Linked DNA regions of Mus musculus: region 2 is linked to region 1. A link is a loop called in an ENCODE intact Hi-C map of the cell type or tissue named here. Cell type or tissue: heart. All regions are shown on one strand. Each heading gives the region's core, and the rest is flanking DNA. Links, peaks and the distances in the headings are about the cores only. Region 1 has its middle 40 kb from the start of Gm51594. Region 2 holds the start of Gm51600.

What was found. Peaks named below come from ENCODE experiments on the same cell type or tissue, not always from the same donor. Only the 100,000 strongest peaks of a DNase experiment are listed, where the experiment ranks them.
Region 2: a loop joins it to region 1, with 7 times the contacts of the local background. A loop is called at or near these places in 15 of 42 quality-filtered maps.

Annotation. Positions count from the first base shown.
Region 1 is chr8:55,417,641-55,427,516 of GRCm38, reverse strand. It overlaps the pseudogene Gm36387. Among named protein-coding and RNA genes, the nearest start is that of Gm51594, 40 kb to the right of the region's middle. In heart, for the core only: no CTCF peak of the experiment used is centred there; no DNase peak of the experiment used is centred there.
Region 2 is chr8:55,538,132-55,548,007 of GRCm38, reverse strand. It overlaps Gm51600, which reads left to right and starts at 7,704. Exons shown (of 2, transcript XM_030243923.1): 1 at 7,704-8,088; 2 at 8,236-9,263. The coding sequence starts at 7,704. The coding sequence ends at 9,263. In heart, for the core only: no CTCF peak of the experiment used is centred there; no DNase peak of the experiment used is centred there.

The sequences.
Region 1 (9,876 bases), core at 1,123-9,122:
TATTGGGTATAAAACCTGCTTGGGAAAAAATAAAATCTGTCAGTTTGATCAGATCCTTTTGTCTTGCTGTCTGTTCTTTTGTGTTTCTTGACCCCATTCTCTCCCCAGGTGGTTCCTCAGACCCTGTTCGACTGTCCCCAGGGTCAGGACAAACTGAAGCTTTCATGTATGGTTGATGTGGTGGTGAATGACAACTCGAAATAAACATACTCTTAGAATGTTATTCCACAATTTTCGTCCTTGATAGTAAAGCAAATGAGTTGAATACAGAATACACAAAAATATGCATCCAGATGCTTTCCTGTATGTGAATGGCTAAATACATTATGAGACAGATAATAAAATACTGTGTAACTCTAAAACAAATGAGTTAGCTAACTATGGGGGGGGAATTACATTGTATTAGTTGATAAAAAAGAAACCCACAAAAGCTGCAAACTCTAAGACTTCAAATATATGACATTAAAGAAAACAGGAAAACCCACATACATAGTAAAAGATTAGTGGTTTTAAAATTTGGGGGGAGGGTATGAATAGGATAGAATGGAGGATTTTAAAGCATTTTTAGGATTCTATATCATACCAAAATTGTTAACATATGTACTTTTACAATGAGCAAATCAACATGATATAAAACTCAGATAAAATCATTAGCCTACAGACTTGGCATGATAATGATGTGCCTGTTAATTTACCCATTCTAATATGTATGCCACTCTCATGCAGATGATAAAGACTAAGACCTCCTGTATCTGTAGAGATGCAGCCAATGGAAAACCTCTCCAAATTTTACTCAATATGGCTGTGAATTTTAAATTGCTATAAAATAACGTCTAATTAGAAATATATGTATAATATTCAACTGTCCTATCCACTCCTTTTTTGTTGTTGTTGTTCTGTTCATTCCTTTATCAGCAATTATGGCTTCACTGTTCTCCAAATAGTAAAATGACCTTGGACTTTGAGGAGAACTGGGACTTTATAATCTGGAAATAATATAAAGGCAAATGATACCCTATAAGGTTATGAAAACAATGATAAAATGTTATGTGGTTGGCTTCAAAATTTAATTTATATTCCTTAAATCCCTATGTAATGATCTCTCTCTAGTATATAAATATCATTCTTAACACTTAAATCTACAGAGAGTATTTATCTTAAAACATAGTTTAACACACAGTTCAAACTTTGCATAGTCAGAGTGATATTGAAAAGGGAAAGGGAAAATGTATTAAAATGCCTAACATTTATACCAGTAGAGAATGGTATACTCAGACATAAACTTCTTTTTTCTTATATCTGACTGGGAATTATACTCTCCAGAATCCATAGGCAATTGATTTCTCTTTCCTCCTGCTTCAATTGCAAAAATCTGCACATATATAAATAGTAGATTGTTTGCCAATAGTGTGAAATGTAACAGTCTATGAGTTCTTGAGACTGAAATGGATTTCTACTACTCAAAGTCTGTAAAGTACTTAGACAAAATAATAGAGAAAATGGTAGTAAATATCTATTTGAGACAAATTGTTTACATTCATCAAATACTACTTACTTAAACAGGAAATACATTCTGTTTGTGAACAGTGGTTGAAATTTCATGGTCAAAATGCCAGAAAATCCCTTAGTTATAAATGTGAGCTATTCACATTCTCTGTCATAGCTGCATCATTATTTCCTCATGAAACAGCAGGAAAACATCACCAGATTTGAGTACAAATCAAGGATATAGTGAGAAGAGAAAATGCCAGCCATGTCTCCCTCTCATCATCAGTTAAGCTTCCACTGTTACATGTAGAATTTATTTTCCTGTTTCTGAACCATGTCAAGAAAACTTAAGGTGACTTAATATCTGAAAAAGTACACACACACACACACACACACACACACACACACACACACACACACATATATATACTTTCCTTGATTTTTCTGAGTTTTATATCTTATTTTCCTGAGAATATAGAGCTAAATTGAGTTTTGAATGCTTATTTCATATTCTAAGGAATGACCATCACTTGTACATTAATAACTAGGAATAGGATTGCATAGAAGAAAATCTTGAGAACAAAGTGGATCCTTTACTTTAAATATATTATTAGATCCATGTTCTCCTAATTTCAGCATTTTCAAAAGAATAGAAAGTTATATTACACAGGTAAACAGGGGTTAAGACAGTAGACTAAGTCACTATTGTTGGGTTTATTAGAGTAGACTGCTTTCTCTTTTTCTGAGCAGTGAGAAGCCTCAAGTCAGTCATAGTCACTTCACTAAAGTCAAATGATGACATCTTGTGGCTCAAAGCCATCTTCAATTTTGTACAATTCTGAGTTTCCAAAAAACTTGTAGCTATCCTATATTGACACCTAAGATTATATTTATAAAACACTAAATGTATAATCATAATCATAATAGTTATATATCCGCAATAACATAATATCTAAGTTGAAGGTGTTTAAGTTAGCATTGCATTTTCCCTTTAAAATTCATTCTAACTCCAAACCTATTACCTAAAATAAAAATAAAAATGTAACTCGAAAAGAGTATTTTGTTTTTAACAATATTTAGTACAAATGCATGTAATTTCCAATACAAGTGTCCTGGTTGGCTTTTCTTGGCAATTTGACACAACCTACACAAGGCTGCCCTTTATGCAAGCCTGTAAGGCATTTTCTAAATTAATCATTATTCTTAGATTGCCCAGATCAATGTAGATATTGCATGCTCTTGGGAAGGGGGCCAAATAAAAAAAATGCATGAATATTTCTTAACACTTAGGTTAAAGGTAGTCATGAGAAGGACAGTCCATTGTAGGGAAAGTATGTGTGTCAGTTTAAATATACTTTTCACATTGTGCAGGGTCTGTATTTGATATTAATATTTAAGCTGTACATTAGCAAAATGGGAAAGTTTTTAAAAAATAAAATATATCTCCTCTAAAACTTATTATGGTATGCAGATCTAAAGAATATTTTCCTTTTCCCCTTTTTATAATTAGTATCAAAAATTTTTCCTATAAAAACTAAACCCAGGTATTGTATTTACTGATGTAAAGTTTGCAGTATCTGAATGTAAAGAAATAAATAAATTTTAAAAATTATTTATTTATTAAAAAATGAAAACCATTTAAATCATCAAGAATTTATAATTTCTACAAGGTAGTATATTTATTTTATAGAATTTGAAGAACTTTGATCAATTGAAATTTGAGGAAAAACAAATAGAAAGTAGAAACAATCAGGACTTGCTTCTCTGCTTGAAGGTGTACAGATTTAAATTCTGAGACAGAAAGCAAAGAGTGAGTAGGTCACAGTGCATAATAAGGTTAGCTCTTCCTCTTACTGTGTAGTGATCCCTCATCAGTCTTCTACCTCTTCCTGTCAACATCCTCATCCTCATCATCCTTAGCTACCTGCTTCTCGTCAAGCCTCAGTTTTCTCATTTTTCTCCTCAACTTCCTCACCAACTTCTTCCTCTTCTACATCTACCTCATTGTCAGCATCCTGATCCCCATTTTCCTCATCACCATTCCCATTGGCAGGTGCTTCTCTTACATTCTCTGCCTCCTTCACAACTTCCTTCTTCTCCTTCAAGTCCTCGATAGTGATCTCTTAGCCGGTGTCTACTGCCCTATCTGGCATGGTGGGGCATGTCAGTGGCCTGATGCAGCAAGTGAAGAATTAGTTGGGTTCAAGGACTCTGGAGAGAAAGCTGCAGGAGTCTACATTTGAAGAGGTGGTGAGTGGCGAAGGTGGCTGCAGTGAACAAGGAACACTGCCGAGGGACAATGCAAAGATGAATTTTCCAAGCAGCCAAAGGGTTAAAAATTCTCTTTATAGAAGACACAGCTGTATCACTTGTAGACATATACTCAAAAGACACACCAATATCACACAAAGATACTTGTTCAACTATGTTCATATCAGCTTTATTCATAATACCCAGAAACTGTAAACAACCTAGATGTCCCTCAACTGAAGAATGAGTAAAGAAAATGAGATACATCTACACAATGAAATACTGTTGAGAATATAATCCTGGGTGAAGAAATCCATATCCCAAATCAAAGGAATGGTATATACAGTTAACCTGCTACACTCCACAGGCCCAAAGAAGGTAAACAGGAAGGAAGGCCAAAGCAAGGAAGATTGGATCTTACTTAGAAGAGGAAAGAAAATACTCATAAGAGGCAGATGAAAGTAAGGAAATGGGAGGGGCATGGGAGGAGAATGGGGGTTCTCAGGTGTGGGGAAGGACAGGAGAGATAGCTGGTGGCTATGAAAATAAATGGAAATCTGCAATTGATGGGGGTGAGGAGGTAGGGGAAAATCTCAAGGGCAAGACAGAGACCTATGTTAAAGGAGGCCCACAAGAATCAATGGGGATAGCTACATTGGGGATATGGAATCTTAAGATGCAAGTCAGGAACCAGAGTAGAGAAATAGATACTTCGACTCACTCACATTTTCAACACAAAATTTATCCTGTCTATAAAAAATACAGGCACAGGGAATGAAGCAGAGACTGAGGGAATGGCCAGCCAATAACTGACCCAACTTGAGACCCATCCCATGGGCAAGTGCTAATCCCTACCACTATTAATGATACTGTGTTGGACTTGCAAAGAGGAGCATGTTGTCTCTGAGAGGCTCCACCTAGCAGGTGACTCAGACAGATAAAGATATCCACAGCCAAACAGTGGATGGAGCTTGGAGAATAGGGGGAAGGATTACAGGCCCCAAAGGAGATAGGAACTCTACAGGAAGACCAACAGAGTCAACTAATCTGGACCCTTGGGACTCTCAAATTCTGAACTATCAACCAAATAACATACAAGGACTGCACCTAGACCTTCCCACATATATGTAGCAGATGTGCAGTTTGACCTTTATGTGGGTCCTGAAGAGCTAGAAGAGATCCTATCCCCAAAACTGTTGGCTGCATGTGGGAGGGTTCCTCAAGCTGGTCTGCCTTTGTCTGGTCTCAGTGGGAGAGGAAGCACCTAGCCTTGCAGAGGCTTTAAGTTCCCAGGTTGGGTGGATACCCAGTGGTCTTCCACCCACTCAGAGAAGAAAAGTAGAATGGGGTAAGGATTGTGTCGGGAGTATCCAGGAGCAGGGCAATAAGTGGGATGCAAAGTGAATAAGTAAATGAAGATAATAATTAATTTAAAAAAATAAATTAAGAAGAAATAGGATTTTGTTTTTCTCTATATTTATTTTGTCTTACAAGTTGTTCTTAACCTTTCCCCTTTTTGTTTCATATTTTCCTCTAGTCCTTAACTGATGGCATGTACATTTACCAAGACATAATACTAAGAAAATTATGCTTAAAGAATAACTGGAATTGTTTGCTTTAAATATAGTGGTATGTCCCTCAATATTTGTGTTTGGTTTGTTTTTAACAGGGTGTCCATATGTAACGTAAGATGGTCTGGTGCTTAGTGTAAATTCCAAATTAGCTGTGATATTAGAGTTCAGTTGCCTTGGCCTTCAAAGTACCTAAGTTACCACCACAGTGAGCTAGCATTGTTCTATATTGTTTGCTTTTTCTGTCAGTCAAATAGCATTTGCTTTCTTTGTAAATTATTATAAATGAACTCATTTAACTCAACTAATAGAATAAAGGGAAGATTATTTGAAATCAATCACATTTAAGATTATTGCATAATTCAAGTTAATGATTTGACTATTTTAATCTGGAGCACCTTCCTGCCACTTTAAGATTACTTCATCCTATTCAGTGAAAGATTACATGTTAAAAACGAGTTATATTAGTTGAGAGCATTATAGTGTTTATCCTGGTTGATTCAGGTGGATACAATGAATTAATAGGGAACTGATGCCCTCTTCTGGTGTGTCTGAAGACAGAGACAGTGTACCCACATACATGAAATAAAAAAAAAAAAAAGTCTGAATTTGTCACTAGGAATTAAAAAAAATTATCCAAGTCTTTCAGTCAATATTCAATTGAGATTAATGTTGTGGTGTAAAAGGAAGGAATCATTGGTAAATACAAATTTAAGACAATGAAATTTTATAGATATGTCCACAATACTTAGCACTTATGTTAAAATATTCATATTTGAATTTCCATTTTACTGAATGTCCTACAATTTTTTTATTAACTCTGGTAACTTCAATTTCGTATACACAGGAACTTCCAGAAATGATTTCTGCACAATAGGGCCATTTTGGATCAGCCATGCTAATACTTACTTCTTAAATATGCCCCCAAGACATTTTGGATCTAATTATGCTTGCTTGACTGTCTCCATTATGTTAAGACTGACTAATTTTGTCTTTGGTCATTCTAGCAGTTTTGTAAGTTCTAATTGAGGGTCAGTAGGATTTTGGTAAAAGAGATAATGAAATAATCATATGAAGCCTTGTGTGTACTGACTGTCTTGGATTTCGTATTTATTCTAGAACTCTTCCTTCCAAAGTATCATACTAAATGCACAAGCATTTCTTAAACCAAAGAACTAAGGCTCCACATTTGATCTTATACATACTCTTCATTTGCTTGCTTTGAGTCATCTTATATTCATAGCAGCTGTTGACCCTCCTTTGCTAAGCCATTCAGTCAATTGTGAGGCAAAGTAACTAAATTAAACAAATTTTTATGATTTTTCCCAAAGCACCTTGATATGGCTCATAACTTATACATGTGAAAAATATAATTCAGAGATAACTTGATAGTGTTGTATTTTTAAATTTCATTTTATTTGTAATTTATAATTTATACTCCATTTTCCATTCCCTGCCACTCATCTTTCACCATCCTACTGCTCAACATCTCACACCTCCTCCACACCCCATACCATCTCCATGTGGATGCCCCTCACCCCAACCCCACCTGACCTCTAAATTTTCTGTGGCCTCCAGTCTCTTGAGGGGTAGGTGCTTCATTTCTGATTGAACACAGACCTAGAAGTTCTCTACTGTATGTGTGTTGGGGGCTGAGGCATATCAGCTGGTGTATGCTAAATGTTAGGTCGTCCAGTGTTTGAGGGATTTCAGGGGTCCAGATTAATTGACTCTGCTGGTTCTCCTACAGGATTGCCCTCCTCCTCAGCTTGTTTCAGCCTTCCCTAATTCAACAGCAGTAGTCATCTGGTTCTGTCCATTGGTTGGGTGCAAATAATTGCATCTGACTCTTTCTGCTACTTATTGGGTCTTTTGGAGGGTAGTCCTGATAGATCCCTTTTGGTGAGCCTTCCACATCCGCAGTAATAGTATAAGGCCTTGAGACCTCCTCTTGAGCTGGTTCCCATTTTGGGCTTGTTGCTGGACCTTTTTTGCCTCAGACCCTCTGGGCCCCTGTTTCTGCGTGGAACAGATTCTCTCGAGGAGATGGGCAAAGCATAGGAATTGACAAACAGATGCACACAAAAGAGGTGTTGAATCTGAATGTAATGTCTGCTTGAGCATTAGACTATTATATTACAGCAAATTATCAGGAGTTACAAATCACAAACAAGACAAGGTACACTGAAATTTACCAGATACAACAGAAAATAATTTGCAGGAACTTAGATAAATGTTTACAATAGGGATTAGCAGCCCTGCCTAGGATCAGCCTAGTGCCAGGCAAGAGTTTCACACTTTAGTGTTAAAAGCACCAGGAGGTTTTAATTCTTGACAGGCCTCAAGAATAATGTGGTGTCATGGAGCTCTAAATTCCTAGGCCTTGTAAAATCTTATCTTGTCTGGAAAATCCCCCATTTATCAGGATAGTATATCAACTTGCTCTTGGCAAGGAATGTAGCCTGTAGTGAAGATTTCTATCTCAGTGAGATTCCCAGGCTCTTTCTGCAGACAACTGAGTTAATGGCTCTTTATTGAAATGCTTAATTAGTTACTGAATAGGTTAAACTCCTTGCTGTAATCTGGAATTTTGGAACACTGGGAGAGGCTTTAGCTAATTCAGAATTCAATTTTAAAAGGCACTTATTATAAGGTAATGCTTAATAGAGGGCACGTGGATCCATACACTAGACTAATGAGGGAGTGGAAATTTAATTTTATGGGTTAGGGGGATGGCCAAAACTACAGGAGGAAGTTTCCTTGAAACTCTTTTCCTCATGAGAAAGCTTCCAGTCTTTCATCTGTCAAGCTGACTCCACCAGAACATGTGGCACTTCTTTTTCTCAGGTTCCTCACCATTTCCATCCCTGTAATTCTTTGAGACAGAAACAATTATGGGTCAGAGTTGTGACAGAGAGATGGCAACCTCATCCCTCACTTGATGTCCTGTCTTCCTGCTGGAGGTGGGCTCTATAAGCTCCCTGTCCAATTAATCATTTAATCAAAGGTCTCTCCCTATCTGTCCTGGGAGTCTCTCACCTCCCAGGTCTCTGGTGAATTATGGGGGGTTCCCCTAAGCTTCTATTTTCTGAGGTTGCCTGTTTACAATCATTCTGCTGGTCCTCAGGGCTCCAGTCCTCACCCAATACCACATTAGGTTACCCTCTACTCCCCACTGCACCCCACTCAATCCACATTCCCTTACAATTTCCACCCTCCATCCCTCCCCACTAGTGGGACTGAGTAATCCTCACTTGGGCACTGCAGCTTGTCTTGTCGAGCCTTTTGAATTCTGTGGACTGTGTTTTGCGTATTCTGTATAGATTTTTATTTTCTCTTTTTTCTTTTCTTCTTTTTCTTTTTTCTTTTTTCTTTTTCTTTTTCTTTCTTTTTTTTGGCTAATATTCACTTATTAGTGAGTACATACCATGCATGTCCTTTTGGGTCTGAGTTACCTCACACAGGATGATATTTTCTAGTTCCTTATTTGCCTGCAAAAGTCAGGATGTCCTAGTTCAGAGAAATGCAAATTAAAATGACCCTGAGATTCCACCTTATACCAGTCAGAATAGCTAAGATCAAAATCTCTGGTGACAACAGCGGTTGAAGAGGATGTGTAGAAAGAGGATACTCCTCCATTGCTGGTGGGATTGCAAGCTTGTTCAACCACTCTGGAAATCAATCTGGAGATTCCTCAGAAAATTGGAAATAGATCTATATGAAGATACAGGAATACTACTTTTGGGAATACACCCAAAAGGTGCCCCCACCATGCCACAGGGGCACGTGTTTCACTATGTTCATAGTGGCCTTATTTGTGATAGCCAGAAGCTGGAAAAAATGTAGATGTTCCACGACAGAAGAATGGATATAGAAAATGTGGCTTAGCAGATTGACAACTAACCGTATACACACCGTTTTACAAACACACATAAAGGATAATATACCAAAGAAAAGATACATAAAGACATAGAGATGTAGGCACATAAAGGTGTGTTGATGCAAAATCAAGGAAGAGTTAAGGCAGTGAAAGAAAAGGCTATTAAATATTCAAAGGAAAATCAGTGAGTAAAAACAAAATTAAACTGGGTTTTTCAGAGTGTGTGTCTCCGGGTATGTGAGAATAAACTTAAGTGATTGTGAGTGATGAAGAAGAGGACACAAGCAAAATAAACAGAGAGTGTAAGACAAAAGGAAAGAAAAAAGTCAATAAAAGAAAAAATATATTTTGCATGTGAGTATGTGTGTGAACGTGTGTCTGTGAGTGTTAGATCAATTTGTATGTCTGCAATGAAGACAAGGAGACAAACACAAATAAACATACACACAAACACAAACAAAAAGAGAGATACAAAGACAGAAATTGCTGCACACAGAAATGAGAACAAACCTAAGACAAAGTTCCCAGACATTAAGACTCATTAGAGTAAGAACTCAGATTAACTGGTGCATAATCTAAGAACATCAGTTAGAGTCCATGGAATTGAAGCAAGGTCACAGGAGGGTGTCAGTAAAAGCCAAGGAGAAAACCAGCAGTATACCCACTAATTTTAAAGTGAGTATTGGG
Region 2 (9,876 bases), core at 609-8,608, 120 kb before region 1:
TACGCAGGGCGGGGACTCCGCATAGGGCGGGAGTGCACCTGGTAGCCGATTGCCCTGAGGCCAATTAGCAAACTGGCCTTCGCCAGCCGCTTTTGGCTTTTTCCTTAAATGACTAGTTAGCACTTTACTTGGTTGGTACTCTTTTTTCTCATAATGAACTGCTTTTTTCTCCCAGTCTGTTTCTTCAGAGCACAGGCTCCTTCTCCTAGAGACCTCCGCTAATTGATCTTTTTTCTTTTCTTTTTTCTTTTTCTTCCTTCTAATCTCTCCCCAGGTATTCCTACCTGACCTTAACTTTTCCTCGGGTTCAAGACCCTTGGAAAGGCCTGTATACTTACCGTTTCTCCTTGCTCCTACTCTCTCTCCCCGCTTTACTTCTGATAGACTGTCCTGAATTTCCTCTAGAATTTTCAGCCCTATCTTAAGCACTATATAACATGTGAAAAGGAACAAAAGGGCTCCTAACACTAGAAAAAGTTCAAGGCCAAACATTTTCCACTTTACTTCTGATAGACTGTCCTGAATTTCCTTAGAAAGTTCAAGATCAGACTTACCTCGTTCCCCAGCTGAAAAGTTCTGAATTCATACAGTTGAATCCTTCTTAACAGTCTGCTTTACGGGAACCTTTATCACCGTCGTTCCCCAGCTGATGAGTTCTGAATTCGGCAGTTGAATCCTTCTCAACAGTCTGCTTTACGGGAACCTTTATCACCGTCGTTCCCCAGCTGATGAGTTCTGAATTCGGCAGTTGAATCCTTCTCAACAGTCTGTGTTACGGGAACCTTATAACCTTGATTCGCAGTTCTGGTTCTGGAATGAAGTATCCCTCCTGCGCCAGTCCGGAGTTTTTTCTCGTCCCGGATTTTCTCGTCCCGGAATTCGGCACCAATTGTTATTGGACGCGTTCTCACGACCGGCCAGGAAGAACACCACAGACCAGAATCTTCTGCGGCAAAGCTTTATTCTTACATCTTCAGGAAAAGAGAGCAAGAAGCAAGAGAGAGAGAAAACGAAAACCCCGTCCCTCTTAAGGAGCATTCTCCTTCGCCTCGGACGTGTCACTCCTTGATTGGCTGCAGCCCATCGGCCGAGTTGACGTCACGGGGAAGGCAGAGCACAAGTAGTCATAAGATACCCTTGGCACATGCGCAGATTATTTGTTTACCACTTAGAACACAGGATGTCAGCGCCATCTTGTAACGGCGAATGTGGGGGCGGCTCCCAACAGAGGCCCACAAGAATCAATGGGGATAGCTACATTGGGGATATGAAATCTTAAGATGCAAGTCAGGAACCAGAGTAGAGAAATAGAGACTTCGACTCACTCACATTTTCAACACAAAATTTATCCTGTCTATAAAAAATACAGGCACGGGGGATGAAGCAGAGACTGAGGGAATGGCCAGCCAATAACTGACCCAACTTGAGACCCATCCCATGGGCAAGTGATAAACCCTACCACTATTAATGATACTGTGTTGGACTTGCAAAGAGGAGCATGTTGTCTCTGAGAGGCTCCACCTAGCAGGTGACTCAGACAGGTAAAGATATCCACAGCCAAACAGTGGATGGAGCTTGGAGAATAGGGGGAAGGATTACAGGCCCCAAAGGGGATAGGAACTCTACAGGAAGACCAACTGAGTCAACTAATCTGGACACTTGGGACTCTCAAATTCTGAACTATCAACCAAATAACATACAAGGACTGCATCTAGGCCTTCCCACATATATGTAGCAGATGAGCAGTTTGACCTTTATGTGGGTCCTGAAGAGCTAGAAGAGATCTTATACCCAAAACTTTTGCCTGAATGTGGGAGGGTTCCTCAAGCTGGTCTGCCTTGTCTGGTCTCAGTGGGAGAGGAAGCACCTAGCCTTGCAGAGGCTTTAAGTGCCCAGGTTGGGTGGATACCCAGTGGTCTTCCACCCACTCAGAGAAGAAAAGGGAGAATGGGGTAAGAATTGTGGCAGGAGTATCCAGGAGCAGGACAATAAGTGGGATGCAAAGTGAATAAGTAAACCAAGATAATAATTAAATTAAAAAAATAGATTAAGAAGAAATAGGATTTTATTTTACTCTATATTTATTTTGTATTACAAGTTGTTCTTAACCTTTCCCCTTTTTGTTTCATATTTTCCTCTAGTCCTTAACTGATGGCATGTACATTTACCAAGACTTAATACTAAGAAAATTATGCTTAAAGAATAACTGGAATTGTTTGCTTTAAATATAGTGGTATTTTCCTCAAAATTTGTGTTTGGTTTGTTTTTAACAGGGTGTCCATATGTAACGTAAGATGGTCTGGTGCTTAGTGTAAATTCCAAACTAGCTGTGATATTAGAGTTCAGTTGCCTTGGCCTTCAAAGTACCTAAGTTACCACCACAATGAGCTAGCATTGTTCTATATTGTTTGAATTTTCTGTCAGTCAAATAGCATTTACTTTCTTTGTAAACTATTATAAATGAACTCATTTAACTCAACTAATAGAGTAAATGGAAGATTATTTGAAATCAATTACATTTAAGATTATTGCATATTTCAAGTTAATGATTTGACTATTTTAATCTGGAATACCCTCCCGCCACTTTAAGATTACTTCATCCTATTCAGTGAAAGATTACATGTTAAAAACGAGTTATATTAGTTGAGAGCATTATAGTGTTTATCCTGGTTGATTCAGGTGGATACAATGAATTAATAGGGAACTGATGCCCTCTTCTGGTGTGTCTGAAGACAGAGACAGTGTACCCACATACATGAAACAACAACAACAAAAAAAAAAAGTCTGAAAAAGTCACTAGGAATTAAAAAAAAATTATCCAAGTCTTTCAGTCAGTATTCAATTGTGATTAAAGTTGTGGTGTAAAAGGAAGGAGTTATTGGTAAATACAAATTTAAGACAATGAAATTTTATAGATATGTTCACAATACTTAGCACTTATGTTAAAATATTCATATTTGAATTTCCATTTTACTGAATGTCCTACAATTTATTTATTAACTCTGGTAACTTCAATTTCGTATACACAGGAACTTCCAGAAATGATTTCTGCACAATAGGGCCGTTTTGGATCAGCCATGCTAAAACTTACTTCTTAAATATGCCCCCAAGACATTTTTGATCTAATTATGCTTGCTTGACTGTCTCCATTATGTTAAGGCTGACTAATTTTGTCTTTGGTCATTCTAGCAGTTTTGTAAGTTCTAATTGAGGGTCAGCAGGATTTTGGTAAAAGAGATAATGAAATAACCATATGAAGCCTTGTGTATACTGACTGTCTTGGATTTCATATTTATTCTAGAACTCTTCCTTCCAAAATATCATAGTAAATGCCCAAGCATTTCTTAAACCAAAGAACTAAGGCTCCACCTTTGATCTTATACATACTCTTCATTTGCTTTCTTTGAGTCATCTTATATTCATAGCAGCTGTTGACCCTCCTTTATAAGCCATTCAGTCAATTGTGAGTCAAAGTAACTAAATTAAACAAATTTTTATGATTTTTACGAAAGCACCTTGATATGGCTCATAACTTATACATGTGAAAAATATAATTCAGAGATAACTTGATAGTGTTGTACTTTTAAATTTCATTTTATTTGTAATTTATATTTTATACTCCATTTTCCATTCCCCGCCACTCATCTTTCACCATCCTACTGCTCAACATCTCACACCTCCTCCACACCCCATACCATCTCCATGTGCATTCCCCCTACCCCAACCACACCTGACCTCTAAATTTTCTGTGGCCTCCAGTCTCTTGAGGGGTAGGTGCTTCATTTCTGATTGAACACAGACCTAGAAGTTCTCTACTGTATGTGTGTTGGGGGCTGAGGCATATCAGCTGGTGTATGCTAAATGTTTGGTCGTCCAGTGTTTGAGGGATTTCAGGGGTCCAGATTAATTGACTCTGCTGGTTCTCCTACAGGATTGCCCTCCTCCTCAGCTTGTTTCAGCCTTCCCTAATTCAACAGCAGGGGTCATCTGGTTCTGTCCATTGATTGGGTGCAAATAATTGCATCTGACTCTTTCTGCTACTTATTGGGTCTTTTGGAGGGTAGTCCTGATAGATCCCTTTTGGTGAGCATTCCACATCCTCAGTAATAGTATAAGGACTTGGGACCTCCTCTTGAGCTGGTTCCCATTTTGGGCTTGTTGCTGGACCTTTTTTTGCCTCAGACCCTCTGGGCCCCTGTTTCTGCGTGGAACGGGTTCTCTCGAGGAGATGGGCAAAGCATAGGAATTGACAAACAGATGCACACAAAAGAGGTGTTGAATCTGAATGTAATGTCTGGTCGAGCATTAGACTATTATATACAGCGAATTATCAGGAGTTACAAATCACAAACAAGACAAGGTACACTGAAATTTACCAGATACAACAGAAAAGAATTTGCAGGAACTTAGATAAATGTTTACAATAGGGATTAGCAGCCCTGCCTAGGATCAGCCCAGTGCCAGGCAAGAGTTTCACACTTTAGTGTTAAAAGCACCAGGGGGTTTTAACTCTTGACAGGCCTCAAGAATAATGTGGTGTCATGGAGATCTAAATTCCTAGGCCTTGTAAAATCTTATCTTGTCTGGAAAATCCCCCATTTATCAGGATAATATATCAACTTGCTCTTGGCAAGGAATGTAGCCTGTAGTAAAGATTTCTATCTCAGTGAGATTCCCAGGCTCTTTCTGCAGACAACTGAGTTAATGGCTCTTTATTGAAATGCTTAATTAGTTACTGAATAGGTTAAACTCCTTGCTGTAATCTGGAATTTTGGAACACTGGGAGAGGCTTTAGCTAATTCAGAATTCAATCTTAAAAGGCACTTATTATAAGGTAATGCTTAATAGAGGGCACGTGGATCCATACACTAGACTAATGTGGGAGTGGGAAATTAATTTTATGGGTCAGGGGGATGGTCAAAACTCCAGGAGGGAGTTTCCTTGAAACTCTTTTCCTCATGAGAAAGCTTCCATACTTTCATCTGTCAAGCTGACTCCACCAGAGCACGTGGCACTTCTTTTTCTCAGGCTCCTCTCCATTTCCATCCCTGTAATTCTTTGAGACAGAAACAATTATGGGTCAGAGGTGTGACAGAGAGATGGCATCCTCATCCCTGACTTGATGTCCTGTCTTCCTGCTGGAGGTGGGCTCTATAAGCTCCCTGTCCATTTAATCATTTAATCAAAGGTCTCTCCCTATCAGTCCTGGGAGTCTCTCACCTCCCAGGTCTCTGGTGAATTATGGGGGGTTCCCCTAAGCTTCTATTTTCTGAGGTTGCCTGTTTACAATCATTCTGCTGATCCTCAGGGCTCCAGTCCTCACCCAATACCACATTAGGTTACCCTCTACTCCCCACTGCACCCCACCCAATCCACATTCCCTTACAATTCCCACCCTCCATCCCTCCCCACGAGTGGGACTGAGTAATCCTCACTTGGGTACTGCAGCTTGTCTTGTTGAGCCTTTTGAATTCTGTGGACTGTGTTTTGCCAATTCTGTATGGATTTTTATTTTCTCTTTTTTCTTTTCTTCTTTTTCTTTTTTCTTTTTATTTTTTTCTTTTTTTTTTTTGGCTAATATTCACTTATTAGTGAGTACATACCATGCATGTCCTTTTGGGTCTGAGTTACCTCACACAGGATGATATTTTATAGTTCCTTATTTGCCTGCAAAAGTCAGGATGTCCTATTTCAGAGAAATGCAAATTAAAATGACCCTGAGATTCCACCTTATACCAGTCAGAATGGCTAAGATCAAAATCTCTGGTGACAACAGCTGTTGAAGAGGTGTGGAGAAAGAGGAACACTCCTCCATTGCTGGTGGAATTGCAAGCTTGTACAACCACTCTGGAAATCAATCTGGATATTCCTCAGAAAATTAGAAATAGATCTATATGAAGATACAGGAATACCACTTTTGGGAATACACCCGAAAGGTGCCCCCACCATGCCACAGGGGCACATGTTTCACTATGTTCATTGCGGCCTTATTTGTGATAGCCAGAAGCTGGAAAAAATGTAGATGTTCCACGACAGAAGAATGGATATAGAAACTGTGGCTTAGCAGATTGACAAACTAACAGTATACACACCGTTTTACAAACACACATAAAGGATAATATACCAAAGAAAAGATATATAAAGACATAGAGATGTAAGCACATAAATGTGTGTTGATGCAAAATCAAGGAAGAGTTAAGGCAGTGAAAGAAAAGGCTATTAAATATTCAAAGGAAAAACAGTGAGTAAAAACAAAATTAAACTGGGTTTTTCAGAGTGTGTGTCTCCGGGTATGTGAGAATAAACTTAAGTGATTGTGAGTGATGAAGAAGAGGACACAAACAAAATAAACAGAGAGTGTAAGACAAAAGGAAAGAAAAAAGTCAATAAAAGAAAAAATATATTTTGCATGTGAGTATGTGTGTGAACGTGTGTCTGTGAGTGTTAGATCAATTTGTATGTCTGCAATGAAGACAAGGAGACAAACACAAATAAACATACACACAAACACAAACAAAAAGAGAGATACAAAGACAGAAATTGCTGCACACAGAAATGAGAACAAACCTAAGACAAAGTTCCCAGACATTAAGACTCATTAGAGTAAGAACTCAGATTAACTGGTGCGTAATCTAAGAATATCAGTTAGAGTCCATGGAATTTAAGCAAGGTCACAGGAGGGTGTCAGTAAAAGCCCAGGAGAAAACCAGCAGTATACCCACTAATTTTAAAGTGAGTATTGGGTAATCACACATTGTGTGAAGGAGAGACAGAAGAGAGATAAAACATTGATAGTGAGAAAAAGAGAGACAGGCATGAGCCAGAGAAGCAGGCAAAGATTCAATCAGAATGAATTCAAGGCCAGCTAAAGATAACCATGCACATAGAGACAAAGAATCCCATCCACAACACTGAAATGCAAATGTGTGGCTGTGTACATGGTTCTATGCATTTGTGTGAACTTCCATTGGCTACAATCTCTTGGGAAGAAACAGCAAAGGGCTTGCAGCAAACAGGTGCCTCCAATAAATTGTACTACAAAGGAAAGGTTGTTGCCCTAAGGCAGCTCAGTGGGAGGAGGTCATATGGCTGGGTCGCCATTTTGCACTGTGAGGAGATTTATGAGGAGAGCAGATTCCATCTGGTTTTGTTTGTTGGTTTATTGACTTTGTTTTGGTTTTCCTTTTGCTGTTGGTGTTGGTTGTGGTATTGGTTTGGGTTCGTAGATTGCTAGTAGTATATATAATACTTTCATTCTCTGGGCAGTTATAGGCAGAAATCCATGGCGTGCCCTTGATGCTGATTGTTTTCCACTGAAATTTCCTATCCCTAGAACTCCACTGAGGGACTTCCAGAGGCTCAGCTTTGTGGAGTCCTTAAGTAAGTAGCCCCCCCCCCTTTTTTTTTTCTATCAAGTCCTTGTTCGGAGGCCAACAGGAAACTTTGAGAGTTGGCGACTGGGCGTGGCGTCCATGCCTGTGTGTGGCAGCCATCTTGAGACTGGGCGTGGCTGAGGTCCCTCCTGTCAGGGGCAGGTATAAAAAGGAATGCCTGAGAGGCAATGGGTTCTAAGCTGTGAGCTTCTGTCAGTAGGTGTTCTCTCTCTGCTCAGGAGAGGAAACATCCAACTAGACGCAGGTCACAAACTGAGTCTGAGGTGCAGATAGAACCTAAAAATTCCAGCCCTGTTCTCGGGATTGGTCATGGAGACTAGATCCGAGGCAGGTGTTCTGCAGAAGCTGCTGGAACGCCTTTGCCAGGAGACCGACCCAGGAAAGATCTACAAAACGTTGAAGGAACTGTCTTCTCTTCCTATTCTGTGCGACACCCTGGCAGAGATTGACTTCAAACAGACCATCAAGTCCTTGAAGAAACAGCAACTCCTCGTGCCCTTTGTAAAGGATTTAGTGGATAAGTGGTCGACTGGGTTCCTGCTTGGACCCCAAATTCAGCAGGCCCGGCAGGACTTTGGCTTGGAGAAGGGCCTCAAAAGAGAGGGCCAGAGCACATCCTCAGAAGAGAAGCCCCAGAAGCAAGCATCCCAAGAAGCCCAAGGATATGGGAGAGAGGTTTTCCTTGGGCTTTGCAGTACCAGCAGTAGCAGCAGCAGCGGCAGCAGCAGCAGCAGCAGCAGCAACAGCAGCCATTCAGGCAGAATCTCTTGCTTAAGCAAGAGCCGAAAATCACACAAAAGGTCCAACCATCTGGCAACTCACATTCAATGGCCGCTTCCAGGAGAAAACTGGAGCCCTGAGTTACAGCAAGATGTCCAGAACCTGGTGCACCAAGGAACGTCAGAGGAGCCTTGCCAGCAGGAAGATGCCAAGCCACTGTCCATAAAGCCCGGGGCTGGGCCACAGGAGCCCAATGGGCTTATGTTTGGTGGGCACAGAAAGTGCCAGCCACCAGGCAACTGGGAGCAGGAGGAAGCCCCTGGAGCTGGTTCCTCCTGGGCTTGCCTCAATGGGGAGTGCTGCTCTCCTTCCTTTTTGGAGCATCCACCGGGCAAGAGGCGGAGGTGGGAACCCCCGTGTCCAGCCCAGGCCCAGGGTCCTCCTGCAAAGGTGCCTCGAGATGAGTCTGGAAGCTCCATGGATATGAGTCCCATTGCTGCCTGTGCCATTCCAGAGGGTCACTCCAGTGATATTGCCTGGTTCAAATGGAATCTTGACCAGGAGACATCTTTTGCTCAGCAGGACCAAGAAGCCTCAACTTATGGATGGGCACACAGGAAGAACCACAGAACCCAAGTCTATTCAGGTTGCAGGCCTGCAGCACGACTCCAGCAGAAGCACACTGGAACCAGGGACAGTGGTCACTGCCAGGTTGGCAAGGACAAAGCTGGTCGTGGGCAGCCAGAAGAGAAGTCCAGGGCCCAGGGCCACAGGTACAAGGAATCCTACAGCCACCCTGAGTCCCCCACACCCCTGCAGGTTCAGGGGTCCCAAGAGGAGAGGCTGCAAGCCCTCAGAGCCCGTCTCCAAAGCACAAGAGCCAAGAGGCCTCAACCCAGACAGACGATGATGGTCTCCTTCTTCACCGAGCTCAAGAGCCCCAGCCAACAAGGAAAGCCAGGAAAATCTGGGGATGCCTCTGTCCAAAATCAGCACAGTTTTTCTGAGGTTCCTGCCCATCCTGGAGTCCAGTGGGCTTCCTGCCCTCTTGCTGGAGAAACAGGCACCAAGAAGGCCCCTGCTAAAAGACCTGCTCCTCTCATGGCCAAGACCCTGAAGGACTACAGAAAGTGCTTCTATAAAAGGTGATCAGATGCTTTCCACCACCAGAAAACCTGCAACTCCTGAGACTTGGATTGACTGGACACACAGGTGCTGCCCTCCAGGGACAGGTACATGGTACACCCTTGTTTTCCTGCTCCAAACAGACTTCCCAGCAGCTAATCTTGGCCTTCTCCCAGGACTTCTCTACAGAATTTTCCACACCTTAACTTTCTTACCATGTCAAGCTTTGAAACTTCTTCAAAGATAAATCAGTATATCTCCCCCAAATCAAATTTGTGGGTTTGTCTTTATATTTCTTTAGAAATATTGATACCCATAAACATAGATACTTGCTTAGCACTTGGAAAAAAGAGACTAAAAGTCTGCCTGCCGACAATTTTGCAAAGATACATGTAGGATAATGGATTTAATAATAGATACCTAGAGTCACAAAGAGAAGTAGGCACATTCATATGTTTAAGGAAGTCTGGCAGTAAACGTAACATCAGTGCCCACAAACCAGTAGGAATGAAGGCAGTGAATCAAAAAGGCCTTAAACATTAAAAGGAAACACCTCAATAAAATCCAAACTAAATTGTATGTTTTAGTGTTTGAGTCTTTGTGTGTGTGTTTGTGTGTATGTGTGTGTGCCTGTTTG